2 separate regions of the Homo sapiens genome follow, and region 2 is linked to region 1. A link is a loop called in an ENCODE intact Hi-C map of the cell type or tissue named here. Cell type or tissue: Caco-2. All regions are shown on one strand. Links, peaks and the distances in the headings refer to the core of each region. The heading gives the core; the rest is flanking DNA. Region 1 has its middle 35 kb from the start of MACIR. Region 2 overlaps PAM (peptidylglycine alpha-amidating monooxygenase).

Evidence for each region. Peaks named below come from ENCODE experiments on the same cell type or tissue, not always from the same donor. Only the 100,000 strongest peaks of a DNase experiment are listed, where the experiment ranks them.
Region 2: it touches region 1 in a loop (8-fold over the local background); 2 of 110 quality-filtered maps call a loop at or near these places.

What each region holds. Positions count from the first base shown.
Region 1 is chr5:103,215,089-103,231,703 of GRCh38, reverse strand. No RefSeq gene overlaps it. Among named protein-coding and RNA genes, the nearest start is that of MACIR, 35 kb to the left of the region's middle. In Caco-2, for the core only: a CTCF peak has its summit at 6,922 (motif pointing right); a DNase peak (open chromatin) is centred at 6,933.
Region 2 is chr5:102,965,611-102,982,225 of GRCh38, reverse strand. It overlaps PAM (peptidylglycine alpha-amidating monooxygenase), which reads right to left. Exons shown (of 26, transcript NM_001177306.2): 15 at 7,790-8,110. Among named protein-coding and RNA genes, the nearest start is that of GIN1, 150 kb to the left of the region's middle. In Caco-2, for the core only: a CTCF peak has its summit at 7,907 (motif pointing left); no DNase peak of the experiment used is centred there.

The DNA of each region.
Region 1 (16,615 bases), core at 3,288-11,287:
ACTCTATTTCAATAATGTCTAAGGACCTCTGCTTTCTTACTCTTTGCTATGGTTTCAACGCTTTTGTTCCCTCTAAAACTCATTTGTTGAAAACTTAGTTTCCAATGCAATAGTGTTGGAAGGTGAGACCTAATAGGAAGTGTTTAGGTCATGGGATCTCCACCCTCATGAATGAATTAATACCACTATAAAAAGGGCTTCTTCGAATAGGTTCTCTTTCTCTTGTTTTTCTGCCAAAAAAGAAGTTCCTCCTTTCTGGAGGATACAACATTCAATGCACTATATTGGAAGCAGAAAGACCAAGTCTTAACCTCCTAACACCTACATCTGAACTTCCCAACTTCCAGAAATGTGAGATAATAAATTTCTATTCATAATAAATTATCTATCTGTTATTGTGTTATAGTGGTACAAAACAGATTAAGATGCTCTTCTACAACCTGCTTATTTGATTTTATGGGGTTATAAACAAGTCCATTAGCTATCTAGCTAATGCTGGAAGGAGGGTAGTATGGTTTGGCTCCATGTCCCCACCCAAATCTCACCTCGAATTGTAATCCCCATAATCCCCACATGTCAAGGGCAGGACCAGGTGGAGGTAATTGGATCATGGGGGTGGTTTCCCCATGCTGTTCTTGTGATAGTGAGTGAGTTCTTACAAGATCTGATGGATTTATAAGCGTCTGGCATTTCCCCTGCGTGCACTCACTCCAGTCTGCCACCCTGTGAAGAAGGTGCCTGCTTCTCCTTTACCTTCTGCCATGATTGTAAGTTTTCTGAGGCCTCCCCAGCAATGCGGAACTGTGAGTCAATTAAACCTCTTCCCTTTATAAATTACCTAGTCTTGGGTATTTCTTCATAGCAGTGTGAGAATGGACTAATACAGAGGTGAAACTGAAAACTATTATACTATTTACTCACATAATTTTCTTCTTCATTTCTTAGTATTTTACTGCTGATCCAAGTCAGAAAAAAAATCAGGTATTTCACCAACTATAATGAAGCCTACTTTTTAATATTTATCATCACTAATTCAACAAGCAATATGCAAGAATTCACATGTGATACTGTTGTAAAATAATGAGCCAGCTGGAAACATCTACTTTTTTATGTTTAATTTCCATTTTTTCTTTGTTTCGAATTTTTTATTTGTGATTATTGGGGTACATGTACAGGTTTGTTACAAGGGTATATAGCATGATGCTGAGGTTTAGGATTTTATTGATCCCATCACCCTGATAGTGAACATAGTATCCCACAGAAAAATTTTCAGCCCTTACCCACCTCACTGCCTCCCCTCTTCTGGAGTTGCTAGTGTCTATTCTTCTCATGTTTAGGTCTGTACGTACTTGATGTTTAGCTCCCACTTAAGAGAACCTGCAAGTTTTGGTTTTCTGTTTCTGTTAATTTGCTTAGGATAATGGCCTCCAGCTGCGTCTGTGTTGCTGCAAAGAACATGATTTCATTCTTTTTGTGGCTGTGTAGTATTCCATGGTGTACATGTACTACATTTTCTTTAAGCTACTGTTGATGGGCACCGACATGGTGATTCCATGTTTTTGCTATTGTGAATAGTGTTGTGACAAACATATGAATGCAGGTGGGTTTTTTTGTAGAACAATTTATTTCCTTTGGGTATTAATCCTGTTAATGGGGTTGCTGGGTTTAATGGTAGTTCTATTTTTCGCTCTGTGAGAAAACTCCAAATTTCTCTCCTTGGGGGCTGAACTAATTTACATTCTAACCAACAGTATATAAGTGTTCCCTCTTCTCCACAGTCTTGCCAACATCTGTTATTTTTTGACTTTTTAATAATTGTCTTCTTTTGAGAAGTGTCTGTTCATGTACTTTGCTTCTTTTTAAATGGGGTTTATTTGTTTTTCACTGGATTATTTAAGTTCCTTATAGATTCTAAATATTAGACCTATGTCAGATGCATCATTTGCAAATCTTTTCTCCCATTCCATTTATATTTATATATAAACAGAGCAAATGAGTCTTAAATATTCTCTCAATTCATATGTTGTCTGTTTGTGTGTGTATATAAGTTTTTAATATATATAAGTATATATATTTATATATAAACAGAACAAACAGGTCTTACATTTAAATCTTTAATCCATCGTGAGTTAGTTTTTACACACAGTAAAAGGTAAGGGTCCAGTTTCATTCTTCTGCATGTGGCTAGCCAGCTAGCCCAGCAATATTTATTCAGTAGAGAGTCTTCCCTTATTGCTTATTTTTTTCAAGTTTGTCCAAGGTCAATTGGTTGTAGGTGTGTGGCTTTATTTCTGGAGTTTCTATTCTGTTCCATTTGTCTATGTGTCTATTTTTGTACCAGTACCATGCTGTTTTGGTTGATGTAGCCTTGTAGTATAGTTTGAAGTTGAGTAATGTGATGCCCCTGGCTTTATTGTTTTTGCCTAAGTTTGGTTTGGCTATTCAGGTTCTTTTTTGGTTCCATATAAATTTAAGAACACTTTTTTTCTAATTCTGCAAAAAACGACATTGGTAATTTGATAGGAATAGTATTGAATCTATAGATTGCTTTGAGCAGTATGGACATTTTAATGATATTGATTCTTCCAATAGCATGGAATGTTTTTCCATCTGTTTGTGTCATCTGTGATTTCTTTCAGCAGTGTTTTGTAGTTCTCCTTGTAAAGATCTTTCACCTCCTTGGTTAGATGTAATCCTGGGAATTTATTCTTTGGTGGCCATTGTAAATGAGGTTCTGGTCTTGATTTGGCTCTCAGCTTGAATGTTATTGGTGCATAGAAATGCTACTGATTTTTGTATGTTGACTTTGTATCCTGAAACTTTACTGAAGTCGTATATCAGGTCTAGGGGCCTTTTGGCAGAGTCTTTAGGGTTTTCTAGGTATGGCATCATATTGTCAGTTAAGATCAATAATTTCACTTCCTCTTTTCCTATTTGGATGACTTTTTCTCTTGTCTGATTTCTTTGACTTGGACTTCCAGTAATATGTTTAATAGGAGTGGTGGCAGTGAACATCCTTGTGTTGTTTTAGTTCTTCAAGGAGATGCCTCCAGCTTTTGCCTGTGCAGTATGGTGTTGGCTGTGTGTTTGTCACAGATGGCTCTTGTTATTTTGAGGTATGTTCCTTCAATGCCTAGTATTTTAAGGGTTTTCATAATGAAGGGATGTTAAATTTTATTGAATGCTTTTCTGTATCTATTGGGGTGATCATATAGTTTTTGTTTTAACATTCTGTTTATGTGTTGAATCACGCTTATTGATTTGTGTATATTGGACCAACCCTGCATCCCAGAAATAAAGCCTACTTGATTGTGGTGAATTAACTTTTTGATATGCTGCTGGATTCAGTTTGCTCATGTTTTGTTAAGGATTTTTGCATCTAAGTTCATGAGACATATTGGTATGTAGTTTTCGTTTTGCATTGTGTCCTTTGCCAGATTTTGGTATCAGGATGACACTGGTTTCATGGAATGAGTCAGAGAGGAATCTCTCCTCCCCAGTTTTTCAGAATAGTTTTAGTAGGATTGGTACTCGCTCTTGTTTATACATATGGTAAAAATTGATTAGGAATCCATCTGGGGTTCCAGAACTTTTTGGTTGGTATATTTTTTATTACTGATTCGATTTTGGAACTCGTTATTGATCTGTCTAGGGTTTTGATTTCATCCTGATTCAATCTTGGATATGTGTTTCTAAGAATTTATCCATTTCCTTTAGATTTTCTAGTTTGTGCACATAGATGTGTCAGTAATAGTCTCTGAGGATCTTTTGTATTTCTGTAGGATCAGTTGTCATATCACCTTAGTTATTCCTTATTGTGCTTATTTGGATCTCTCTGTTTTTCTTTGTTAATCTAGCTAGGAATCTATCAACCTTATTTATCCTTTCAAAGTACAAACTTTTCATTTTGTTGATCCTTTGTATGTTTCTTTGAAGGACTCAATTTCATTTAGTTCTGCTCTGATTTTAGTTATTTCTTCTACTGGCTTTGGGATTTGTTTCTACTTGATTTTCCAGTTCCTATAAGTACAATGTGAGATTGTTAATTTGAGATCTTTCTATCTTCTTGATGTAGGTTTTTAGTGCTATACACTTTCCTCTTAACACTGCTTTTGCTATATCTCAGGTTTTGGTATGTTGTATGTCTATTTTCATTTGTTTCAAAAAGTGTTTATGTATGCCTTATTTTTATATTTACCCAGAAGTCATTCAGGAGCAAGTTGTTTAGTTTCCATGTTTTGAGAGTTTCTCTTGGTGTTGATTTTCATTTTTACTATGCTGTAGTCTGAAATGCTTGGTATGATTTCAATCTTTTTTGAATTTACTGAGATTTGCTTTGTGACAAAGCATGTGGTCAATCTTAGAGTATTTTCTATGTGCACATGAGAAAAAAGTATGTTCTGTTGTTGGTGGGTGGAGTATTCTGTAGATGTCTATTAGGTTCAATTAGTCAACTGTTGAATTTAAGTTCAGAATTTGTTAGTTTTCTGCCTTGATGATCTATCTAACACTGTCAGTGAGGTGTTGAAGTCCCCCACTATTATTATGTGGCCGTTTAATTCTTTTCCTAGGTCTAGAAATAATAGTTTTAGAAATCTGAGTGCTCCAATCTTGGGTGTGTATAGGATAAATCTTGTTGAATTGAACCCTTCTTCATTATGTAATGCCCTAGTCCTTTTTCTACTGTTGTTGATTTAAAAAGTCTGTTTTATCTGATACAAGAATAGTGACCCCTGATCTTTTTTTCCATCTGCATAACAGATCTTTCGCCACCCCTTTACTTTGAGCCTATGTGTGTTATTACATGTACTATGGTGATATGTGTCTTTTGAAAGCAACAGAATGATGGGTCTTTTTGTTTGTTTGTTTGTTTTTGTTTTCTTTTCTTTTTTAAAATAGAGACAGGGTCTTGCTATGTTGCCCATGGTGATTTCAATCTCCTGAGCTCAGTCAATCCTCCTGCCTTGGCCTCCCAAATTCCTGGGATTACAGGCATGAGCCACTGTGTCTGGCTGGGTCTTGTTTTTTTAATCCAATTTGCCACTCTATTTCTTTTCAGTGGAGCATTTAGGCTGTTTACATTCAAGGTTAATACTGATACGTGGGGATTTGTTCTTGTCATAGTGTTGTTAGCTACTTGCTTTGTAGTATCAATTGTGTAGTTGCTTTATAGGATCCATGGGCTATGTGTTTATACATGCTTTTGTGGTAGTGTATTGTTCTTTTGTTTTTATGTTTAGTACTCCCTTAAGCATCTCTTGTAGGGCTGGTCTGGTGGTGGCCAATTCCCTTAGCAATTGCTTGTCTGGAAAAGAGTTTATTTCTCCTTCGCTTACGAAGCTTAGTTTGGTGGGATATGAAATTCTTGCCTGGCATTTATTTTCTTTAAGAATGATAAAAATGGGCCCCCAATCTCTTCAGCCTTGTAAGGTTTCTGCTGAGAAGTCTTCTGTTAGTCTGATGGGTTTCCATCATAGAAGTGCACTGTTAGTCTGATGGGTTTCCTATCATAGCCTGATATAGTCCTTTTCTCTAGCTGACTTTAAGACTTTTTCTTTTGCATTGACCTTGGATAGTCTGATAACTATGTACCTTGGAGACAGTCATTTTGTATAGTAGTTCATGGAGTTCTCTGGATTTCCTGTGTCTGCATCTTGACCTGTCTAGCAAGACTGGGCACATTTTCATGAATTATATCCTCAAATGTGTTTTCTAGGTTGCTTACTTTCTCTTCTTCGCTCACAGGAATCCCAATAAGTCATAGATTTTACCACTTTACATAATCCCATATTTCTTGAAGGCTTTGTTTTAAATTCTGTTTTCTTTATTTTTGTCTGAGTTGATTTGAAAGAGCAGTCTTTGAGCTCTGAAATTCTTCTGCTTGGTCTAGTCTGTTGTTAAGGGTTCAAACTGTATTTTGAAAAATCATGTAGTAAATTTTTCAATTACAGAAGTTCTGTTTGGTTATTTCTTAATACAGCTATTTTATCTTCCAAATCCTGCATCTTTTTTCTGTTCTCCTTGTGTTGAATTTCAACTTTCTCTTGTATCTCTTTTAGTTTTTTTGTCATCAATATTCTGAATTATTTATCTGTCATTTCAGACATTTAATGTTAGGATCCATTGCTAGGGAGCTAGTGTGATCTTTGAAGGTGATGAAACACTCTGGCTTTTTGTACTTCTGGAGTTCTTATGCTGGTTCCTTCCCATCTGAGGGAGCTGACACTTCTTTTTCTGAATTGTTTATAATTTAGATGGAGTTTTTTGATATTTTATTCCTTTTTTGCCTTGAGGTTATGACTGTGGTGGATGTTGTGTATGATCTGTTAAAACTTCAGACAAATTAAATTTAGCAGCGTTTAACTGAGCAAGAAAAAACAAACAAACAAACAAACAAAAACCTATTCACAAATTCGGCAGCCTCCAGAAACACAGCAGATTCAGTGAGACTCCAGGGATGCCTCATGGGCAGAACAAATTTATAGACAAGAAAAGGAAAGTGACATACAGAAATTGGGCGTGAGTTACAGAAATAGCTGGACTGATTGGCGTTTGCCTTATTCTAACACAGTTTAAACACTTGGCAGTGTATGAGTGGTTGAAGTATGACTGCTGGGATTGGCCAAGACTCAGCTATTGTTACAGGTGCATACTGCTAAGTTAGGTTGTCAATCTTGTCTACCTATTAAGTTAGATTACAGTTCATCCACAAGGTCTAAACTACAGAAGTATGGAGTCCTTCTCCGGCCGTATTAACTCTGTTTTAACAGATCGATTAGCTTTGTTTCTGGATGCTGTTATGGGAACAGGGCTCTGTAGAGTTCCTTGGTTGCAGATAGCTTCATATGATGGGTTTTTCAGACTTGCTTGGTGTAGCAATGTATTCTTATTTGGTGGTGTAATTCAGGCTGCAGTCCAGTAGATGGTGCTTAAGAGTAAGAGATGAGCTGGCAGGAGGCTCTTAACTCTGCTTATGCACGCCTTCAGCAGGGGTGGAGGCAACAGAAAAGCACGAGTGCCCTCCCACCTCTTCCCCATACCGTTTGTCTTCATCGGGGGTGGAGCCCCTGGAAAAGCCTGAGAGGCACCTCTTTCACCCTACACTCCCTGGGACCCAGCAGGAAGAGGCGCTGCTATGTCCACGAAAGTACACTGGGGAGGCTGTCTGGAAGTGAGAGATGACCCCCATCTCCAAGTCTGTTCCCAGGCTTTGGTGTTGTGCCCTTTGGTGGCTGTCACAGCACTCATAGTTCCTTTGACCCCAAAGGGACTTTGGCGGGCTGCACTCCCCCTTCGCTTAGTGGCAGTTCACACGGAGGGTTAGATCTCCAGGTGAGTGGGGTCCACCTCCCTCCTACTCCTTGCAGCTGGTGAAGCACTCTCCCTCAACTGACCAAGGAAGCAGTCTGAGGCACCCATCAGTGACCCACACAGACCTGCTTCAGGTCGCAAAGCTGTCCCTGGCTGCAAGTCATGCTGCTCAGGAGAAACGCAGTAGGCTTCTGCAATTCTCCTCCCATTCCAGTCTTGGGATGAGAGAGAGCTTAGTTTCAGCACCCACTGCTAGGCACTCTCCAAACTCACTGCCCATTTCCGGCTGTGGGGACCTTTCCCTCGCTCCAAAGCAAATGCTCCAATCTCTGGCCCAAGACTAAAATGCCTGCCGTGGCTACCATTGCCAGGTTACCAAACAACGACCGACTTTGTATGAGCCCAGATTTAAAAAAGTATCCTCGGCCGGGGGCGATGGCTCAAGCCTGTAATCCCAGCACTTTCGGAGGCCAAGGCAGGTGGATCACCTAAGCTTAGGAGTTTGAGACCAGCCTGGCCAAAATGGTGAAACCACATCTCTACTAAAAATACAATAATTAGCTGGGCATGGTGGCGGGCGCCTGTAATCGCAGCTACTGGGAAGGCTGAGGCGAGCGAATCGCTTGAACCCGGGAAGCGGAGGTTGCAGTGAGCTGAGACCGCGCGATTGCACTCCAGCCTGGACAACAGGAGCAAAACTCCGTCTCAAACAAAACAAAACAAAAAAAGTGTCCTCTCAGTCCCAGGTCTGGAAAAATGCCTGCAGCTTTTCCCAGTGTCTTTCCCTCTCGGTATCTCAGCCTCTCCCCAAACTAGCTCCCGGGCTTGGCAGAAACAGGGTGCTCTCCCTTGGCCTGGGCTGCACAGATCACTAGCGGAAAGGCGAAACGCAAGGGGAGACTGGCTGTTCCTCTCACATACTAGGGCTTCACACATTATCAGCAGAACGCCGACGTGGGGGCTGCTTGCCCACCTTCTCCACAGAGTCTGGGGTATCCTTTGCTATTCTAGTGAACTGCTGCTTCCCTTCCTCAATTAAAGCTCACAGAGTTGACCTTTATGCACTATGTTGCTAATTCCAAGCGGAGGAAGCCCGCTGAAAGCCTCCAATCTGCCATCTGGGGCGCTCATGCTCCACCAGCCATGTTGGGTACCTCCACCTCCTCCACGCAGGCCGCAGGCCAGTGTGGCTTCCTCCTGGCCCGTAGGCCCCCCACCCCTGTGACTTGGACCCAACCAAGGGGCAACTCCAGCTCAGGGATTGCAGGGCTGGGAGGGGGCTGCACGCAGTCTGTGCAGGAGCCTGAGGGCCAGAGGGGGCAAAAGAGGAAAGTGTGTCACAGACTGGGAGGGGCAGGGGAGAGACATTTGCCTTATTATGTTTTAGTTATTTCTCCTAAAATTAATATTTCTGTATTTGAAAGGTTTCAAATAGAACAACTCACCTTTACAACATCAGGAAACATGATTACTACAGATCATTAATCTAATGTCAAAGCACATTTAAAAAAATGAGTAGGGCAAACATTCTTAGATCAACTTTTAATGCTATACTAATTATTTTCTTAATAGTTTATATCTTTAAAATACCTTGCAATTTACATGGCCATTTCTCAGTTTCTTCTAATCTTCAAAACATAATCTGAAGTATTCCTGTTCTCATTTTACAGCTGAGGAAATTGAGGCTCAGAAGGGTGTTTGCAACGTGTCCAGGCACATAGTTAATAAGCAGCAGAGCCCAGATTGGAACCATGTCTGATTCTAATGCAGAGTCAACCTATTTTAAAGGCTTTCCTAATGTTCATGCTAATATCAATTTCTAAATTAACTTTCTTTCCCAAGAGATACCTTCATGAAAAAAGGATTTCATGGTCAAGTTGTTGGTGGAGGGAAATATTGCCCATTAAATTTGCCATTAAAAGAATCACAGACATCATTTTTCAAGGCTGCAACGACTCCTGCATTAATGAAGCCTTTTAACTTTGTTAAATCTAGGCTTATTCCTTGATTCCACCGATCACTCAACTTTTTTTTCCCCAGTAATTGCTACTAACACCAAGAGGACCTACATTAATAACTTTCTAAAAGAACAGCTTATTATCAACCATTCAAAAGGCCTGGGTGCTACCAACACTACCTGTGGGCAAGCAGTATTTCAGATGTGAGTTTAGCAAAAATTAGAGCCAGAAAGTAGTCTTGAAATAACAGAAAATGTATGCCTTTGTTCTTTAGTTCTAAGTTAAAGGACATGGTACACTATAAATGCCATAAAAGTAAGAAACATTTCTAAACTTTTATCTGAGACATATAGTGCAATCCACTATCAAAAAATGTGTTAGATGCACATTTATTTCTCAAGTCAGTTTAACCATAAACAATGGTTTATAAGAAAACTGAACAAGTTAAGTCTACTTTCCTTCTCAGTAAGCAGCACAGCACTGGGGTATTCTGCTGCAGAAAGATCATTTGAAAAACCTGCTTTATGATTAAGGGACTTCTCAACATCATCACTTAATCACTTGGCCAATATCCCATATAGAGGCATATTTTCTTAAAGGGCCACTTGCAAACCAATGATATATTAGAGAGTATTTAAATATATTTGAAAATAAATTATCTTGCAAGTGGAGAGAGGAATAATTATTTTCTATGGTAATTTTCTGACAAATCAATTCTCTTTCTGTTTTCTCCCTCTTTTCTATTCATTTATTAACCTATTTTTATTGATCCAAATTCTTTATTTCAGAACTATATAGTAAAGGAATATCAAGAGCTGAGCAGAATGGGTAGAAATGGATAAGGGTCATTTACATCTTCTTTAGTGCAACAAAAGCACTAGGACATTTGGACAACCTCAAATATAATCCCTCATATAGATGCATATTAATTTGGCAGATTCTGCTCCCCTCCTCCCCACCAGAATGGAACAGAAAAAATCCAAGAATCTCTTATTACAGCACATTTCAGTCAAGTCTTTTAGATAAGTATTTCATATTGGTAGTAGATTGTATTCTTGGCTCCATGAATCTTCCTTGAGTAACTGCTTGTGATAAAAAGTCAAAAACAATTTTGAACAATTCAGTTTGCCTCTAAACATTTAGTTCTTGCTTGCATGAGTGCCTAAATATACATGCCCACCCGCCCAGCACCACAACTCCCTCACGCACATTTGCCAAATTATTTCTCTTTCCAAAAACTGAATTCCTTTGGTAAGAAAATTTGAAAACCCAGCAGTCAGACAGAAAGTCTGAAAACAACTAAACTACTTGTAAACTACTAAATTATAGTGAACTTGGATTTAATCCTACAGTTTGCACTCTACTCTCATCCCTAAACCTTGAAATTTCACCTTGCTGTAACTGATGTAACTTTGTTCCTGAGGAAGGGGCACCTAGCCTATTGTAAACTGCTACCCTTGAGTTGCTTTCATAGTGGCAATTTTTACTGATGGTCAGCTTGTATTGTTGGAGCAAATAAATGCTAACAGCAGCTAAGGCTGAAATTTCATAAATGGCCTTTCACTTTCTTCCTTGAATTAGCCTAAGTGGTATCCTTTCACCTGTTCTGCAGTATTGAGGAAAAATATTATTTTACTTTTCTGATGTGCTTTGCAATTTGCCAAGCACTCTCTCATATATTATCTTATTGTTGCTTATCTCACACACACACAAACACACACACACACACACCTGGCAAAGCATGAAAAGCAGATGCTATTCCCAGTTTTACCAATGAGGCAACTAAGGTTAAAGGAGGGTAAGTGGGCCGGGCGCAGTGGCTCACGCCTGTAATCCCAGCACCTTGGGAGGCCGAGGCAGGCGGATCACGAGGTAAGGAGATTGAGACCATCCTGGCTAACATGGTGAAACCCCATCTCTACTAAAAAAATACAAAAAAAAAAAAAAAAAATTAGCCGGGAGTGGTGGCGGTGCCTGTAGTCCCAGCTACTCAGGAGGCTGAAGCAGGAGAATGGCGTGAACCCGGGAGGCAGAGCTTGCAGTGACCCGAGATCACGCCACTGCACCACTGCACTCCAGCCTGGGCAACAGAGCGAGACTCCGTCTCAAAACAAAAAAGGAGGGTAAGCGATTTGCCCAGGGTTATGTACCACTACAGAAAAGGGATAAGACAGACAAGACACCCAGATTCTCATTCAGTTCTCTTCCCATTACCACACTACAGTTAAAGAGTTAACTGGCTAGCCACATGCAGAAAACTGAAACTGGACCCCTTCCTTACACCTTATACAAAAATTAACTCATGATGGATTAAAGATTTAAATGTAAGACCTAAAACCATGAAAACCCTAGAAGAAAACCTAGGCAATACCATACAGGACATAGGGATGGGCAAAGACTTCATGACTAAAACACCAAAAGCAATTGCAACAAAAGCCAAAATTGACAAATGGGATCTAATTAAACTAAAGAGCTTCTGCACAGCAAAAGAAACTATCATCAGAGTGAACAGCCACCTACAGAATGGGAGAAAATTTTTGCAATCATTCATCTGACAAAGGGCTATAACCAGAATCTACAAGGAACTTAAACAAATTTATAAGAAAAAAACAAACACCCCATCACAAAGTGGGCAAAGGATATGAACAGACACTTCTCAAAAGAAGACATTTATGCAGCCAACAGACACATGAAAAAATACTCATCATCACTGGTCATTAGAGAAATGCAAATCAAAACCACAATGAGATAACATCTCACGCCAGTTAGAATGGCCATCATTAAAAAGTCAGGAAACAACAGATGCTGGAAAGGATGTGGAGAAATAGGAATGCTTTTACACTGTTGGTGGGAGCGTAAATTAGTTCAACTATTGTGGAAGACAGTGTGGTGATCCCTCAAGGATCTAGAACTAGAAATACCATTTGACCCAGCAATCCCATTACTGGGTATACACCCAAAGGATTATAAATCATTCTACTAAAAAAAGATGTGTCTGAAAAGACACATGGACACATATGTTTATTGCAGCACTGTTCACAATAGCAAAGGCTTGGAACCAACCTAAATGCCCATCAATGATAGACTGGATAAAGAAAATGTGGCACATATACACCATGGAATACTACGCAGCCATAAAAAAGGATGAGTTCACATCCTTTGTAGGGACATGGATGAAGCTGGAAACCATCATTCTCAGCAAACTAACACAAGAACAGAAAACCAAACACCACATGTTCTCATTCATAAGTGGGAGTTGAACAACGAGAACACATGGACACAGGGAGGGGAACACCACACACCAGGTACTGTTGGGAGGTTGGGGGCTAGGGATAGCATTAGGAGAAATACCTAATGTAGGTGATGGGTTGATGGGTGCAGCAAACCACCATGGCACATGTATACCTATGTAACAAACCTGCATGTTCTGCACATGTATCCTAGAACTTAATTATTATTATTATTATTTTTGGGACAGAGTCTTGTTCTGTCGCCCAGGCGGGAGTGCAGTGATGCGATCTCGATCTCGGCTCACTGCAAGCTCCGCCCCCCGGGTTCATGCCATTCTCCTGCCTCAGCCTCCCCAGTAGCTGGGACTATAGGCACCTGCCACCACGCCCACCTAGTTTTTTGTATTTTTTAGTAGAGATGGGATTTCACTGTGTTAGCCAGGATGGTCTTGATCTCCTGATCTTGTGATATGCCTGCCTCGGCCTCCCAGGAACTTAAGTATAATTAAAAAAAAGAAAGAAAAGAAAGAGTTAAGATGTAAGCTGAATAAATAAAAAACAAAAATGAACTATATTTCTTGAATGAAGACTATTGGTATCCAGTCAAGTTACTTGAATTTTTGTATACTAACTAAATACTGCTTTTAATTTGGAAAATACGTCTTCAGTTATTTGTATCATGAACTACAAAAATCCCTAAGAACTATAGCCACGTAGCAAGGTTTGAAAGTTAAACATAAATAAACCTGAGAGAGAAATGTACAAAGGTTGGGCAACTTGAATTCTTTTTCTAGTTTTGTCAGTGACTTACGTGTTTCCTCTCTGGGTGTCGACTGTCTTATCTGTCAAGTAAGAACAATAATACATACTTTGCTAACTTCCCAGGGCTTTTTGTAGAACTCAGCAAAACAATTTATGATGCAGCTAAAAAGAATGTCTCCATACAAATAAAGGGCCAGCAGTTGATTTGCTTGACTGCTTTAACGTTAATTTATTTATTTTAGAGACAGAGTCTCACTCTGTCACCAAGGCTGGAGTGCAGGGCATGATCTCGGCTCACTGCAACCTCTGCCTCCCAGGTTCAAGCAATTCTCCTGTCTCAGCCTCCCAAGTGGCTGGGATTACAGGTGCCTGCCACCACTCCCAGCTAAGTTTTGTATTTTTACTACAGACAGGATTTCACCATGTTGGCCAGGCTGGTCTTGAACTCCTGACATCAAGTGATCCTCCCATCTCAGCATCCCAAAGTGCTGGGATTACAGGGGTGAGCTACTGTGCCTGGCCAGCATTTTTTAAATTGTGTGTTTTATTTCTGGTAAAATGTATAAAGTTCTGAAAATGTAATTACATAACTTTATGTTCCTTCCTGATCTTCTAATGACTACCCTCATCTATGATTTTGCTTCTACTTTTGTTTCTCATAAAGTTGTCATGGAAGGTGAGATGTACACACAAAATATTTAGTGGCTCATTTTTAGTGTGATAAGAATGAATCAGGTCACTAGAACTTATCAAGTCTTTAAAAAATAATAATAAATCAGGAATCAAAAGTTTGGCATGTTTCAATCCAAACAGATTTTGTTACAAATTAGTCTCTTCCAACTGAAAACAGAAACAAAACTAGGAATATATTCTGTGCAGTTTTGGCAATTAGCTTATTAGTAATACAAGTAGAACAATGGGTCAATGAAGCTGTCTTCTCATTCATACTAGTTCAATGTCATATCTAAAAGCTGGCAAGATTCCAGAAAGGTAAAATAACTTTATATATGGATTACAAAAGCCTGTTAGTGAGACTACTCATTTTTATAATACCAATTGTTAAGCTCTAGTTAGATGCAAAAAGCACTGTTCAACTTTCAAATGCTTAGCCTGGAGAGCCTGGGGTGTTTGCCATTTGAGAAAACTTAGAAGTAATTTGATACATAGCAATTTTCCAAATCTTGAGACTTTTCAAGGGTAGAAATGGTAAATGTGGAATTACAAGTTTGTTAAGGAAGTTATATAACAGGATATTGACATCATGGTGTCTACTTTCCTTTTTATTATTTTAAGTCATATTTACAGCTACTTTAAATTTTATTTATTTCCTTTAATTTTACTTAATTTACTTTGCAGAATATTTTTGAGAATAAATATTGTCTCTTAATCTAGAATTTGAGTATTGAGACTCAGATAGACTTAAAAAAAATAAATTGGTTATCATGTAGCTAGCAATTAACATAACTAGGAGTTGAATTGTACTATCTTCAAAGCCCACACTTTTTCTACTATTCCACACCGTATCCTTTTACAGCTTTTCACCCCATAATTCTACCTCTTGTGATTTACTGCGATGAAGTAATGTATCAGAAGAAAACAAACAGTGGGGTGCAGGGGAGGGGAGGGAAGAAAGGAATTTAAGTGCTTTACAATAAGGGATATTTAAACAAGTTACAGTACATCACTTAATGGACTATTATACATGTTATAAAAAAATAAGATTTCCCATTAAATGAAGGTTGAACTTGTGCAATTTATCTATACTTCCTTCCCAAACCACTATACACCAAGAAAAAAATAAAATAATATTAATAATAAGCTATAAAGAGAATGTGAATAAAAATAATATCACATGAGGGATGTCAACAAATTTTTGGAAAGTAGAAAGCTCAACACATTGTGATAATGAATTTAAAGAGCAGAGGCAACTGCAACCAAAGACACTGCAGACAGGGACACCAAAGAAAAGCAAACTGAATGCTCCAAGAAATGCCTAAAGGCTTGGGGCATATGGTAACTGGGAAGCAAGGATGATGGCATGGAACTTGAATGAAAGCTGTGTAAGGGACATCAGTGGTTTCTAGGCTTACCCTTCCTCCTTCCTGGAAAAACACTGTGACCCTGTCACCACGTGATTCAGAGGAAGGTACGGGCAGAGAATCTAAAACACACATGAAGTAAGACAGGAAATTAGGGGAAGCAACTTAGAGAGAATTTGGCCCAAACTGGAGCAGAAGGAGGTGACCCTGTTAAATGTTTTTTAAATGGCCTCAAGGGCAGTTTGGGGACACAAAAAAGATTAGAGAGTAGTCTGTCTTTTAAAATGTTTAATTTACTAAAGTTACAAATTCAAAGATAACATTTTCTATTTGTAAATCCAGCAAATTTTAGTAGCTTTTTGAAGGATCTTTTGATTGATGTTCAGTTCCATTTTCTTGATGAGTTCATAATACCCATTTAAGCACTTTAAACTGCATTATAAATGCTTTAAATGTCAGAAAACCATTCCTAGGTGCTCATGGAATTCTTATAATGTGAAAATAAATTAAATTTGATTTGAATTTTAAATCAAATTAAATCAATTACATGTTTTAAAATTAGAATCACAAGGCTGATCTGTTAGCTACAGTTGGCTAAATTTTTAAAAATATTACAATTAGGCAAGGTGCCATGGCTTACACCTGTAATCCCAGCACTTTGGGAGGCCGAGGTGGGCAGATCACTTGAGGTCAGGAGCTCAAGACTAGCCTGGCCAACATGATAAAACCCTGTCTCTACTAAAAATACAACCAAAAATATCAGCTGGGCGTAGTGGCGTGTGCCTGTAGTCCCAGCTACTTCGGAGGCTGAGGCAGGAGAATCACCTTGAACCTGGGAGGTGGAGGTTGCAGTGAGCCAAGATCGTGCCACTGCACTCCAGCCTGGGTGACAGAGCAAGACTCTTGACTCCAAAAAAAAAAAAACAAAAAAAACAAAAAAAACTTAGTTACATAAAAATACAAAAATGTAGTAATTCTTTAATGCAAGAAATATTGTTACTTTAGTTTGAATCCCTTAAATATTGCTCTATTTAATTCTCAAGCTTCCCATTGTTAGAAGATAACTCTTTCCCACTAAGGAATAAATTATGTTACCCACCACCACCACCACCAAAATTTTGAAGCTACCACTTCATGCCATTATAGTGGCCACCTTTTCAGCTCAAAGTTTCTTTTTTTTTTTTAACTTATATTTTAGGCTCAGGGGTACAAATGCAAGTTTGTTATATAGGTAAATTATATGTTATGGTGGTTTGGTGTAGAGATTATTTCATCACCCAGGTAATAAGCATAGGTAGTTTTTCAATCCTCACTC
Region 2 (16,615 bases), core at 4,879-12,878, 250 kb after region 1:
GGTGGGTGCTGGCAGCAGTGGTGATGGCAGGCTTGACAGACCCATCCTTAGACCCCTGGGAGGAGTGCACAGACACCAGTGGTGGTAGACAGGGCGGGTGAATCCTCAGATCCCTGGACAATGTGTCTGGACTCCGGCAGGCTGGGTTGGTACCCAGGCCTCAATGATGTGGGCAGGCACTGGCAGGGGCAGTGCTGGGTGGGGAGGAACTGTCTTCAGGCTCTCTGATGGTGTATGTCCATGGGAAATTTAAAACATGGGGTGACATGATTAATGCTGTATTTTTGAAAGTGAACTCTGGAAACAGAGTATAGGCATTAGATTTAGAAATGACTAGATAAATCAACAGATGGATAAGTCATTCCCCCACCAAATGTTTAAAATGATTTCAAAGTTGCTTGAATCTCAGATTGCACTTCATTCATTCTTCTCTCATGTAGTTGTCAAAATTCGGTACTCATTCACCACTCCTGAAACTTCTAGATGGGCTCCAAGGGGAACTCAAAGCTCACGACAATGCAGATATTTAATTGCTTTCATCACGTTCTCAGAGCTCAGAACTGCTACAACTAGACAGAATTCTTCAAGGGCAAGGATCATCCCTTATTCATGGTTTTGTCACCAACTGTCACACAGGGCCTGGCCTACTTACTGTATGGCCTCATAAATGCATTAAAGTCTATGTTTTAGTCTCTACTTGTTTATGGTATCAATTAGCATTCAAACTCCCCTACAACCTTATAATTCATCTGTACTACCTTTTCACCCATAGCAGAATGCTGAAGATACTATGAGAATACTCAATGAAAATGCTAATTGGCTGATTACTATCAATAAAGACAATAAACACATATAATGGCTTCTGGAACCTTTCTATTCAGTGGCCTGCCAACTAGGTACTGGGAGCTAAGTGCCCATGAAGATGCAGAGTTACTATTCTTACAGAAAATATGCAACGTCTAAAAAATTGCATTATTTTGGGGCCAAATATGAATTTCATAAAATATTGGAAATACTGTTTAAAGAACTTTAATCTGGCTATGAATGATCTCAACTATCATATGCCCTTAAACTGGTAAGTGCTTGGAAGTCTGCAAAAAAATATGGACGCATAGGTTGTTTTGAGCCTATCTTCACCAATTACAAAAACACTCATTTGTCACATATTAGAACCCCTGTAGGCTGGAAATTTTCAAGAAGGAAAATTAATGTAAATATCTAGAACATATTTATGAAAATATACACCTTTAGTGAATTTTCAAAACAGTAAAGATGATGTGTAAAAAAATGTATGAAGTCTAACACCATGAGCAACCTGGTTCTCTTAGTACTGAATGTTTGGAAAAATTATATTACATTATTGTTATTTTATTTTAAATTGTCTTTGCACACTTACATTACTTAGCCAAGTGTTCAAAACTTTCAGGATCTGAGTCTCTTTATTAACCAGAAATTCTAGGATAGTTAAAGAAAAACTTCATGGTTTTTTTCTGTGAATATTAGCTAAGTTAATTAATACTTTTGCTTCCAGTGTCACCATATTTTTAATTATCAGGTAGTTAAAGGCTATTCCCTATACGATGAAATGATCAAGAATAAAGGCATTGATTTAGGACTAGTGTGTATGTAAGTGGAATTAATATTGATTATTGTTCCAATTCCTGCTCATCACGACATGAGAATCAGAGAATGCTAGAACTGTATCGGAATTATTCCACATAACTGTCTTCATTTGACAGGAAAGGAACTTCAGCCTTGAGCCAGACTTTAGGCCTCAATTTCAGGGATAATTATTTTCTAATCCCCAATTAAGAACAATTTAAAATCCTTATTAAAGAAATTATATGATAAAATATATTTGAGTTCTACCTTAAACACTTTTGATGATAGAGAAGTTAAAAATTCTAGTTCAGATTTCTCTTGGTTATTATTTAAGAAATGATTCAATACATGACTAGTTAATGCTACAGATTTCCAGTGTTAGCCTAAAAATTAAATACAAATTTCTTACCCATGACCTTGGGCAAGTCATTCCCAACTTTGTCAGTTGCTCTAAATTCAGATAGCAAATGATAGAATTATTTCAAGCTTGATTGCTTGTTTTTAAAATCTGGAGTTGAGAACATGTTGAGAACATATTACTGGAAACAATACTTTTAGAAAAATAAGGTAAATATACATTACCTATTGATCCTAGTAGCTTTGATACAAATTTGTTTTTGTTTCTAAAAGATGATTAAAAAGTTGAAAGAACCCCTGAAATCTTAAAATATTTTTCCAATGACATATAACACTTTTTATGATAAATAAATTATATTATTCTATAAAGAATCCTTACGTCCTTACATTTATTATAAATAAAGGTTAATGTACAGCCGCATATCCTGCCATATATTCAGAAAAAGAAATTACTACTTTTAGAAAAAAATTAAATACTGCTATTAAAATTGCATCAATTAATCATGAAAAAGATTAATAAATTATACTTTTCCAGAAAGAGATTAATATTAGTGATCACTGTTGCATTCACATGAAATTATTAATAAGTATTTGAAAGGGCATTCATTTATCTGTGTTACCTAAAGACTAACAGACCTAAAGTTGAGGAAAAAATTCAAACCCAGAACTATGAATTAATTTCAGTGTAACAAGGCTCTTCACATTTAATTTTAAGAAATAGAACTGAAAAAAATCACTAGAAGACTTCAACAAAAACAAAATATGGTGCTTGCTTTTTCTGTACTTGTAAATTTTCATCTTTTGAGAAAAGGATGTCTTATTTTGGTCAGGGATTGTTATTCATCAGAAATGCCAGCAATAACTATAATTAACTAAAACTATTGTAGAAATATTTATACCAAAGTAAGAAAGAAAACAAGAATTAATTATAATGCTTCATTTAATGGGAGTGAAGTGAGGAAGAGATTTACCATATAAATAGGGGCTCAAAAGCATTAGCAGTATTCTTTTCCTTTTTAAAATTTCTTTAATTGCAAATGAGATTTTCATATTGGTCAAACTGGCTGAATACTAATCAGGAAACCATGACCAATACACCTATAATACCTATAGTTATTACAATTGTAGCCTGAGATAATCAGATGACTAGAAAAAATCATCTTCCTATTTGTATATCTAGGGTGTTTGTGTGTATGTGTGTGTGCGTGTGTGTGTGTGTGTGTGTGTGTGTGTGTGATGCAGAATAACAGAGTGATTAAGAAGCAAGACTTGGGAGCAAGTCTGCCTGGCTTTGCATCTTGGTTTCTTGAGCTGTGGAATTTCGGATACGTGACTTAACCTTTCATCACTTTCTTCCTTTCTAATGAATCAATGCATCTAAAACACTAAGCTTGGCTCAAAGTAAGTGCTATGTATAGGTGTTTTTTTTTTTTTAACCATTCTCCTCCCCTCAGAGATCAAAATTCAGCCAACTGAATGGTTTATTTTACCCTGAAAATTCTGCAAGACTTGAACCTAGAGGTAAGACTATGGCTGAAATATAAGAATGGACTCTGAAATTAAGTATAAGTTGTTCATAGAAATGAAGAAAAAACTAAATGTATCATAAGAATAATTGAACACCTTCTGAATCCTCTTATCTGATCAGAATTGTCACACAAATACAGGTGTATTTTCTCACATCCAGAGGTTTGTAATACAGACTGAATCAGGCTTCCACATGCAAGTATGTGGTAGTCCAATCAAATCTGCCACTAGAATAGTTAGTTCTACTTTTTAAATGTTCAATGAGTCTAGTTTCCAGAGGGCAACTAGAATAAAGATACCTAAGATTTTGTTTCTACTCTATTAATGCTATCTCTATCTAAACTATTAATGATAGAAACTAAACTATACTAAGTTTAAAAAGAAGTACATCTGCTTCTTAGTTTATTGAGGTTAGCATTTTCACACTGTATGTCATATATCACATGCAAATATCAAGGTAGATCAATGTATGTGATCAGATGTTTGAAGAGCCACAAGTTCCCACTGTGATAAAACACTGCCAAGTCACTTTTTTCTTAACTTATCAACTTAGAGTGCCAAATTTTGCTGCTTTCCTGCATACTGCAAGAAAATTCTCTGTCTCACAAATGCTGCTTAAGATCAAATAATCAATATTTATACTTTGGTATTTCATTTTTAAAAATCTCAATCTAACATAACATGACAGTAATGGTAGCAATAATAGTCACAATTGTTAATGTACTATAACATTTTCAAATGCTTTCTGCATGCCGACACTGTTCAAAGCACTTTGCATGTATAATATCATTTGACCCTCACTTGAACTCTGCGAGGAGTATACTATTATAATCTCATTTTATAGATGAGAAAACTAAAGCCCAGTGAATTTTTTTATACTTGCATAGAGACCACATAGAAAACTGTATAGCTGGAATTCAAAGCCACCAGGCAGTCGGGTACCTGGACTTGCAATATTCTACATTATACTGACTCCATGAAGTAGTTTCCAAATTTGATTTTGGCCACATACAGAACTGCTTTTGGGGAAGCTGTATTTTGTGTGTGTGTGTGTGTGTGTGTGTGTGTGTGTGTGTGTGTGCGCACATGCATGTGTGTGTTGGGAAGCCTGTGACTATTACCTCCTACTTGATGGGTCTCCTTTCAAACAACAGTTTGAAAACCTCTGGTCTAGTGTATCTGAACTTGTCCAGGAAGTTTCTGTTGCTAATGCTGTTTTCACAATTGTTCAGAGTTTTCAGATCTTCACCAAAAGTCATGAAGATAAAACCTAAAAAAAATGCTATTCGCAGATATTTGTACTCCTAGAGATACAATAAGACACAGTATTTAACCGTCTTGTTCTGGGGAACGATAAGGACTTTCTCAGCTGGGCTAAGTCAGAAGATATCATTCTATTGTCTTCTTCATGTAGCTTGGTGACCACTGATATCCAACCCGTAACGAGGTGGAGAACCCAGTTTTAAAGGCAGATGCCAGGGTGGAAAACAAGTGGAATCCTGACCAAACTAAAGGTTCAGAAAATAGTATGGTTTTTGAAACCCTCAGGTGTTCCTAGGCCTACCATATAGTCACACCCACATTTTTGAGCTGATCTATTAATTTCACCTTTGAACCCTCAGGTCAACTGGATGGGCTTCATCATCATATTACAGTTCCAACATATAGACCAACTGATGAAATCTAAAATACTGCTGCAGAAAACACCATTGTATTAGATTATGCTGGTGTCAACAACTGGGGACATCAGATCAGGGTTCTGAATAGAAATCTCCATCTTCTAAGCAGTGAGGGTCCAGTGTTCTTGGGAAGTTTATCTTAATTGGGCAAGCTCATTAGGATCTCTTTGATTGAGCACAACTGTATTGAAATGTAAGAAACTAGAAGATGCACATTGGAAATAATCAAGTCCAAGTTTCAGATTTAGATCTGTGACCTCATTCAAACAGGTTAACTTCTGGCTTCAGCTTCTTTATTTGAAAATTAACAAGAGATGTCAAAGATATCTGAAATAAGTATGAGCTATAATATTAAGCAACAGACCAGCCTGACATTTTTGTTTTTATAATAATCTCATATAAAAAGTTACTTTCTTCTATGCAGCAAATACAATTCCTTATAGTAAATTAGGCACTTAGGGAAACAGTTAATTCCTCCGACCATTAGGCTCATTCTCAGCTTTGCCTGGAGAAGGGTATGAAAGAAACAATGGAAAATTATCCATCAAATTTATTCTCTTTGACTATACCCTGAGGACTAGACATTAATTAGATTACTAATAAGTTTTATTAGGGCCTTATATGCTAATAACTTCCTACTTTTTTTTTTTACAAAATGGAAGCTTCCTGAGGATAGGTTTTCCTCTGGCTTACCCAAAGGAATGAAACAGCATCGATTAAAGTTAGATATTACACTGCATTACAGTAAATGGTGAAAGAGAATTAAGAAAAAGCCTTTTAGAAACAGCTTACCTAAATATGAGTTTTTCTGTTTTGCATTTTATTTTTTAAAAGTTTTTGTAATTAGAGTAGGGAAATAACATTAAATTATTTTAGAAAGGAAATACATGTTCCTTTATTAATTTGCAGTTGTGCTGTATGTTTCTATGACTCATGTTATTCACGTCAGTGACATTCACAGGAAGGAAATTTCCCTAAACAGATACTAGAGAAGCATTTTTCTCTTGAGCACTACCATTTGACCACTTTGGAAAGTATGAGGATATTTGCCAAGTACATGCACTTGGGTATTTTAAGGATTTATTTCGTAGAAAAACTGAGTAAGTTTCAGAAATGCAATATCTTAAGTCAAATTCTGACTGGGACACTGACACTCTTGATGCCTACAAATGACCATGATATCATTTCAAATCTAAGAATAACAAAGACAAGTCATGGAATAAATAAAGCATGCTGCAACTCACATTTCACACATGAACACAATTGTATTCCCACCAAAGAGGCTCTTTTCCCTTTTATATTTCCATGTTGTCTGGGTTACAATTCACTGTCCTTAAAATATAAGTTCAGGCAGACATTCCTGTGTGTTTTGAAATGGATAGGGGCATGATAAACTGCAAATTTCTAGGCATCATACTCAGAAATGCTGATTCAGTTGTTCTTTGATAGGATTCAGGGTCTAAATTTTTCTTACGCATCCTAGGTGATTCTGAGGCAAGGAGGTCCAGGGACCACCTCATGAGAAACATAGTTTTATTTGTCAAATCCAGAATGAGTTAGAGCAGGGCTGATCCTGTTTAAACATGAAAAGTTAAAAATCCAGGTTCCAGTTAACATCTCACAGAAACCATTAGGCCAGTACCAATGGACTATGCTTTGAAACTCTCATGTGAACAAAAGGCACTGCATGCTAATTTTTTTTCAATTATAAATAAAAATCAGCTGGGTGTTGAATAATTTATGGCCTCCTACAAAGCTGAATTTGAAAACATCAAGCTGGCAGCCTGTGCCATTCCAACCCACACATGGACAGCTGCCATGCACGCATATCCGTTACTTTTTTGGAGATTATCTCCACATGCTGTATTATCTGGCTTTCCACATTAGCAAGTAACATGAAACGCAATCAATATCACAGAGGCCACAACACAATTAAAGACAAAGATGAGGCATCCATAGCTTGCTGGTACGGAAACCTGAAGGGAATAAGGTATTTTCCTCTACTTATGGAAGCCTATTTGGGCTAGAAATAAAGATAAATCTGATAGTTATTGACTTAGTAGAGGTCCCTTCAGAAATACTCAACTTTCCAATTAAGATTGTAATTTATAATGAAACTTAAGAAATCAAAATCATAAAAATGGTTATATTTTACAAGTCAACTGGATGAGAATGTTGAAAGTGTAAGATTCATTTGAGAGGAATTTAATTACCTTACAAGGAGACAGTATATGAGCATTTCTTAAACTGGGACTTTACATATCAGGTTTTAAATTTTCAATGTATTTCCATTGAGCAAAATGAAAAATATTCAATTGTAAGAATTTTTATCCTGAATTTCATATGCCTCCTTTCCCCAAATGATCCAAATATTTTTTGGTCCTTGTAGTTCTGGCTCACCAATAGAACAGACACTAAATTTATGCAGTAATAGACCAAAACCAAAACAAAAAAAAATCTTCAAAGATGTTATCTGATAGCCCAAATCTGAGTAATTTTTTTCTAATGATAAGTCCTTTTCATTGATGAATTTTTTCACCCATTAATTCTTATTCCCTTCAGGTTTTGCTAACGTGGATTGTAGCATTTCACACTTTACTGCTTAAAAGAAACCCTACACGCACCTCCTGTGTGTTCTGGTTCCCAGGTGCCTTCACCAGGTGGGGGCTGCTGTAATGAGAAAACTCTGCTCTCTGGTGGCCTCAAGGTAGATACTAGTCTGTGGAATTTGTGAATTCTGTCTCTGACAAGAATAGCATTACCCCTCTCATGTTCTGCACCCTCTCTGGCATCAGATCGACCAAGATCCTTTTTTTGGACTACATTTGCAATCTCAGCTACCAGGTCTGACTCTGATTCTGCCTTTTCTGTAGGATTATATTTGTGCACATGAACAACATCTTCCCTTTCTCCTAGCAGCTTGGAAAGTAGTGAATAGAAATCACCTGTGGAAAAAAGAGAAGAGATAAGGGCGTGGAGGGTAGATAAGATTGCAAAATTTACAAAATTTGGTGCTTTAAAAAATATCTACTCATTTCTCATAATAAATAAGAGAGAAGTTTGCACTCAGACTTTTAAGCATAGGAGGAAAAAAAAGAAAAATTCCTAGACCGATGAAATACTTTATTTCATATATCATCTATTTCTTTATGTATAACATCTATTGACATATTAGTAGAAAAAATAATGCTTATGTAATTGCATGGCACATTTCAATAAATGGTTTTCAAAGTATAGTTTGATACGGAAATTAAGAGCTCATCAGATTTCTAAAATAAAATATCATCAATAGCTACATTAGATAACAGCTATCTGCACAAGAAACTCTTTGCAGTTGTCCTTTAAAACCTATTGAAGTGCAAGCCACAAGAAATGAAATATACATTTCTTGAGCAGGAAATATACATTTCCTGTAAAACACAAGTAAATACGTATCCATTTGACAACTGGGAAACCTAAATTTTATTATTATTTTGTTAGCAGTGCTACTGTAAGCTCTAGTTGTTCCTCTTAAACAAAAAATGAGCAAGTGAGAAAAATAATTTTTTGAGCAAAGGATACTTTTAAATCAGCTTCAAACAAAGGAAAAGATTTTAATAAACTGATATCATTAGGGTGATTCATCACTAAAATGCATTCTATGCCTTCCTGTATTAAGGAGTAAACTTGGGTATGAGACTCCAATTCTATGAAAGCAAATTATTTGTAAAATATTATCACATATACAAAATATGACTACAGAAAGTTCATGAAGTATTTTAACCCTCATCATTTCCACGATGACTTCAAATCCATTTATATCAACTGTGTGAATGGTAAACATATTCTCAATGAAAACACAAATCTGCTCTCCTACACCAAACCCAAGGGCAACCACCAGTTCTTCCTTTTCCTCATCCTATACTAGGTGCTGCTAATGATGAAATTACTTACGACTATGGAGTCCTGTTGCTTACGTTTTAATTACATTTACAGCACAATTAGAAAACATTTATAAAATCTCTTTTCATGACCATTAGGAAATGAAAATGATAACTGGTTTAGCCATGATGTATTTCACTGAAGAATATATTATTAAGAAAGTGGTGCAAGGGGAGATGAAGTCTTTCCAAAATGATGCTAAGAGATTCTGTCATGTTTACAAATAGTCTTGGTTTAATGTTTCAAAGTAGGTTTTCAATTCTTGCCAGTGAAATCAGCTTATCCCAGGTGAAATCTTCAATCAGAAAATAATTACCAAGTAATAGGGCCAATCTCAGTAAAATAAACAAAGCAAATTATAAGTCAACCAAATCTGTTAGGGCACAGTGGCATTCTGCCTCACAGAAGAAAAATTAATACAGTTCATTACTGCTAAATTCTCGTGTACCACACATTAAATATAAATAGTTTCATATGCTTGTACAATGAAACGTCTTATTTAGGAAATAAAATACAAGAGTATTTCAGGGAGAGATAAACCATTATTTAAAAACTTGAGGCTGGGAGTGGAGGCTTACATTTGTAATCCCAGCACTTTGGGAGGCCCAGGCAGGAGGATCGCTTGAGCCCAGGAGCTCGAGACCAGCCTGGGCAACAGAGTGAGACCCTATCTCTCTAAGAAATAAAAAAATTAGCTGGGTGTGGTGGCATTCAATTATAGTCCTCACCACTTGGGAGGCTAAAGTGGGAGGACTGCTTGAGCTCAGGAGTTCAAGGCTGCAGTGAGCTATGATCACGCCACGGTACTCCAGCCTGAGTGACAGAGACAGACCTCATCTCAAAAAAAATTAAAATTAAATAAAAACTTGAATCCATATGTTTAAGCTATTATTGTTATTGAGACAGGGTCTCTCTCTTTCGCTCAGGCTGGAGTACAGTGGCACAATCTTGGCTCACTGCAACCTCTGTGTTTAGGGTAATCTTGATGGAGGAAGACAGGTTCAGAACTATGCATAGTCATTCAGGTTTGTAAGAGGAAATCTAAAAGCTGTGATAAAATACCAAAGGTAGAGCACTCCAGTTCATGTGAATTTATCATTTAAAATTGTTATTGGGTTAGGAAAGCAAAAATTGTTAAAATAATGCAACAGGCTTGGCTGCACACAGTTGCACAGGCCTTGCCAGAATAAAGTTTCAGAGCAGAATCTGTACAAACATCTTGTTACATGAGAGAGAGACCACTAGATGGCTATCTCTTACATTCCTATGTGCAAACCAGAAAGAGTTTTTTCCTCTTCTAGTGTACTAGATATAATATGGAATCCTGAAATGTTAACCAATTTTCTTAGTCACATTAAGATGTTTATTTAGAAAATACATCTAATGAATATAACAGATGGAGTAGAACATAAATAAAGCAAGTTGGTGGTCCTGACCCCTGTGTCATCTCTCAATGTTTCCTTTTTCTTTTCAGTTTATGTTCCACTCATATTGGCTTTTCATTTCCTTGAATATCAACTCTAAGAAGATATTGTTTCTTCTGCCTGGACCACTCCCTCCCCACTAATAAACTAGCTCCTCAACTTTCAGATCTTAGGTGTCACATCAAAAAAGCCTTTCTTGACAATTCAACTCAGGGGTCTCTGCTGGGTGCACCTATAGCACTCTGGTCTTTCCCTGTATGGCAACTCCTCAATTCAAATACACATCAAACCCTATTTCTGTGCCCCTAAGAAATAATTCTACTTTGTGCCTTTAAGTAAATTCTACTTAACTTAATAAAGATAGTGACAATAACCTTTAGAAATTACTTTGTAGATTTAAAGAAGACAGCTAATATTAAAATACCCAGTCCAGTACATATCATAAAGTAGGTGTCACTAAATTATAGCTATTATAATTACTGACTGAAAAAACAAACTAATTGCAACATGCATCTGCTTCAACCTGTGGTTTATATAATATTTTAAAAATCAGCTCCTTTTTCCAGTCAAACATTTGGATTTTTGTAATAGAAAACAAAAAGCCCTTTTAGGACTGGGCACGGTGGCTCATGCCTGTAATCCCAGCACTGGGAAGCCAAGGCGGGCGGATTACTTGAGGTCAGGAGTTTGAGAACAGCCTGGCCTACGTGGTGAAACCCCATCTCTACTAAAAATACAAAAATTAGCCAGGTGTGGTGGTGGGCACCTGTAATCCCAGCTACTTAGGAGGCGGAGGCACGAGAATTGCTTGAACCCCAGAGGCAGAGTTTGCAGTGAGCTGAGATCACGCCACTGCACTCCAGCCCGGGAGACAGAGTGAGACTCAGTCTCAAAAAATAAATAAGTAAAAAAAATAAAATTAAAAAAAAAGCCCTTTTAGGTTCCTAGCCCTCTATTTTCTTAATAAGTCACTGTGGCTACTACAGCTAATTGGTTACTGGCTTTGCCAAAGGAGGCTGTATCTGTACCTTCTCCATCTCTTTTAGCGTATCTTTGGAAAAAGAACTCTCTCTACTCCACTGTTCTGAATGCCATTCCTCCAGAATTCCCTAAAGCCTCTCCTGTCTTCTCTCTTTTCTTTTTTATTAATAAATACAACTTCTTTACCTCATATCTGACTCACAGGCTATACATACACTCACTTAGGGCTTGAGTTGTTGTGGAGGTGGGGAGAGACTCTCCTCTAACATAACATATCCTTCAGGCTTTTCCATCTTCTCTCTTCCTTTACAAGCTCCAACACTGTCCAAAAGAATTTTCTGTAATAATGGATGTAATCTATGTCTGCACTGTCCAACCTAATAGCTGCTAGACAGACACATGGGGCTGAGTACTTTGTAAATGGCTAGTGCACCTGAGAAACTTAATTTTTAATTTTTTACTTTGAATTAATTTATATTCAAAACATAAATATTTTCACCTAGTGTTTACCATATTGGATGGTGCAGGGCTACTTGCTGATTCATTCTTCCTTACATCCTTTTCCCTCCCTAAATTGGATGCATTTCTTTCCACTTCCTATTTCACCGTTGTATGACTTCTCCAAGAGGTAAGGGATCCTAATTGCCAATGCTAATAGACTCTTTATTTTGATCTACTGGGAGGCTGTAGCCCTGTTGAAAGTTCCCTTCAGAACCTCTCTCCTTATAATGTTGTTCTTTACAGGTCTTCTCCACCTATCATCTGTGCTTCCTCTTTTTACCGTCCATCATGTAAAAAACGCTGGTGTTTTGGGAAGTCTGTCCCTGAAACATTTTTCCCCTGGCTAAAGCCTCTTCCTACTAAGTGATCTCAGTCACTTACAAAACTTAAGCTACCACCTCCAGGCACATGACTACCAAGCCTGGAGCTCTCCTAACACCAAACTGGTGTTACAAAACTGTCTTCTGGAAAATCCCACTTGGATGTCTGTCTGTCTCATTTGAACTTAAAATGTCTAAAATGGAGCTCTTAATCTTCTCGCCATATTTTAACCTTTTAATAGTGTCTCTCTTAGTGATGACACTTTTTTGAGTAAATCAACTCAGAAAACTGTGTTCTTCTCTCTCTAACCAGTGAATCACAAGGTCCAACCTAGGCTGATTTGCAACATCAACTTTTCCCTCCTTACCACCAGTACTCATTTGGGAATCTTATCTTTTGATTGTCATAGTGAAAGACTCTTCTCCTTCCTCAGAAAGGACCCCCATCTCTGCTCTGGATGACAAAATCTGTCTAGGATGGTATTAAAAGTGGCTCTACCTCTACGGAACTGATGTGTGATTGATGGCACCCTACCCACCTTGGACACTCCTGGGTTATATCCCCATAGCTACCTTTTCCACAGCTCTGTTCAGCTATATATTTCTGAGTGGTATTTTCTTTTCTTTTTTTTTTTTTCCACTGGACTAACTTTGATTTTGATTTGTGGCATTTTTTATTATACTTTAAGTTCTGGGATACATGTGCAGAATGTGCAGGTTTGTTACATAGGTATCCACGTGCCATGGTTGTTTGCTGCACCCATCAACCCATCATCTACATTAGGTATTCCTCCTAATGCTATCCCTCCCCTAGCCCCCTACCCCCCGACAGGCACTGGTGTGTGATGTTCCCCTCCCTGTTCCCAAGTGTTCTCATTGTTCACCTCCCACTTATGAGTGAGAACATGCAGTGTTTGGTTTTCTGTTCCTGTGTTAGTTTGCTGAGAATGATATTTCCAGCTTCATCCATATCCCTGCAAAGGACATGAACTCATCCTTTTTTATGGCTGCATAGTAGTCCATGGTGTATATGTGCCACATTTTCTTTATCCAGTGCAGCATTGATGGGCATTTGGGTTGGTTCCAAGTCTTCGCTATTGGGAATAGTGCTGCAATAAACGCATGTGTGCATGTGTCTTTACAGTAGAATGATTTAAAATCCTTGGGTATATTCTGGGTGGTATTTTCTATTTCTATTCTGGGACTCCCTGCTAAGGTGACCATATAATTTGTTTCTCAAACTAGAATACTTTTTAAAAGGAAAAGGGTGTTAATAATATTTATACTAGGCATAAACTGGGACAGTCCTAGAAAAATGGAGACGTTTGCTGCTTACCAATTGTTGACAGAGTTAACATATTCAGAACAATATAAACTATAGAAAATAATAATAGCAGCTAAAATTTCTTGAGAGCTTAGCATGATCCATTCACTTTGCTGAATGCTTTATACGGTTTAATACGTTTAATCTCTATTAAATTGTTATTATTGTCCTTATTTTATATGAGGAAACAAAAGGTACAGTACTAACCTGCACAGCTGGTAGGAAATTGAACTGGGATTTGAAGGAGACGGTCAGAATGACAGTTGCCCTCCAAACTGCTCACTAGACTGGATTCAGGTTTCCCTGTCTTTTCTGTACTGGCCATTACACTTTTTCCTATACATTCTTCTCAAACTTATCAATCTTACTATAAAAAACTTAATTGTTTTTCTTTTTAAATTAACCATCTTCTGAGCTCAAGTGCTAGGTTTATTCTTTAACTGGGTTTCTCTTTGTCATATCCTGGTCTATCTTGTCCATATCGTAACACAAGAAACGTGCAAACTGGTCAATACATACATACCACAGCGATTTGCACAAAACTAGCTTAAAAAATGACTAGTTTTTGGCTGGGCACTGTGGCTCATGCCTGTAATCCCAGCACTTTGGGAAGCCAAGACAGGCCTATCACTTGAGGTCAGGAGTTCGAGACCAGCCTGGCCAACAAGGTGAAACCCCATCTCTACCAAAAATACAAAAATTAGCTGGGGGTGGTGGCGGGCACCTGTAATCCCAGCTACTCAGGAGGCTGAGACAGGAGAATTGCTTGAATCTGGGAGGTGGAGGTTGCAGTGAGCTGTGAGCTGAGATAGTGCCACTGCACTCCAGCCTGGGCGACAGTGCAAGACTCCATCTCAAAAAAAAAAAAAAAAAGGCCTAGTTTTCTTTGATTTGAAAAAATGTACCTTACATGTATGACCAAATTCTTTAAGATGTTCTAAAAATACTTTCTGTATATTTAAATTATCTCTGGGAAGGGAGAAATTACAAGATAGAACTATAGTTTTATATAAAAAAGTCCCTCTCATTTCTTATTTCTTGTCATAGTTCCAGAGATTAGTACTTTCCCTATCCTAGCAGATACTCAATAAGCAATTCTGGGATGAATAATAATTTGTTAAAAATGTCAGCCCTTGCATCTGCATTAGCAGAGATAAAAATATTTCCTTGATGATTTTAGGCTGCAGTAATTTCCCATTTTTAAATTTTATTCCCTAACTTTTGATTCTTATAAAATACCCAAATGCTCTAGATCTTTTAAGGAATTCAATTGTGTGAGTTTGGTATATGGAAAACACAACTATAGTAGCAGCTAATGTGTGGAGAAAAGGAATGCAGCATAGTACATGGGAATCTAATAACACCACCAATTAAAGTTCCTAAGTTGTGTGCTTGCATTAACTGCTTTGTGGATCAATGGACATTTTTCTATTATCAGGGACCACTCACTATTCCCTGCTCCCAGCATGGAAATTTCTCTGATGTACTTTCAGGAATATGGTGAGAAAAACTAAAATAGATGAAATATACATTGAAAAATGGTCCTATGAAGGTTTTTTAAAAAATGCTTTAAGATTACTGGATAGAAAAAAAAAAGTATCTAATTTTTTAGAAATTGTAAAATCTTAATGAGGCAGGTGCTATTATTTTTTAAAAATGATCAAATACCTCTCAGAACTTTCCAGAATATAAATTCCCATTTCCCACACACATTACTAGTTCTTCATTACCTAAAAAAACCCAGCTCTTGTTACTGCTTATTGTTCTGCAATTTCTATAATATAAGGAGAGTAAATAGGATGTTCAGCAGCAGTTTAGCCACTGACAAAATATGTCAAGTAACCAAGTTAACATGATTAGAGCCATGGAACATAACTGATTAATGAGAGGATATGAGGAATGGAAAAATAAAAGCATCTCTTTTTAGAATTTAATAATTTGTTTTATGACTTAGTCTTAACTGATTTTCCCTTCGGGTTAAAGTCAATTTGGTTTATTGATTGTTTACTTATTACTGTCCCACAATATTTATTCTCTAGCCTTAGAGAAATAAAACACATGACCATGGTGACCAGCTCAAGGATCACAAATGAAGTGAACTTTATTATTTCTTCCCCTTATAGGGCTCATTTGATTGAAAAGCAATCAGAAATCAACTTTTCTTCCTTTTTAAGAAAACGAGACAAATATAAAAAAGGAGAAGATAGAAGATGATGGTTTTCATAACTACCATGCACACAGATCTATATTGGAAAGCCTAACTGTGTGATAAATGATCATTCACATCTGCCTATTCCGTTATTAGGAAACCAATTCAAAACAGCATTCAGTCAGCTTCCCAGAGCCTTGGGGGGTATTTAGAATTGTGTTTGATAGATGAGTTCAATAAATAAAGACTTGTGAAGTGCTCATAAATCATAAGAAACCAATAAATTTTTAGTGAATAGGCATACAAACAAAAACTGTATCTTCTTTAAAACAGCAAAGTGGCATAGAGAGTGCTTGGAATTAGTTAAGAAGATGTTACTAAAATTATTTGTGTTTTATTAGAGGATCAAAGGAATGCCCTATTTTGAACAAATCAATGAAATATAAATTTTAGCTACCATGCCCAGCCTTTATTTAACTCTTCCCATAAACTGTTTACAACTGTAACTTTAGCAGGCTTTGACAGTAGACTATTGTGTTTTTAACTGGCAACCTTGTTCCCTTGATTCTGCTTATTTGATAAAACATGCCAATGGTAATTCATTTTTGTTAGCATAAAACCACTGTGAAATTACTGTTTCACAGAAGGTGTCCGAAGACCTTTAACTATCTGGGGTCATGGGGTATTTTCCCTCAATAAATTATATTTTTGTCATATTCTCTCTGCCTTGGGAATACAGTAGCTTATGCTGACCTTTGAGTAGAAAGATTGATTATATGAGGGCACAAAGACTACAATGAGGAGATTTTGGAGCAAACTGAATAAAACAT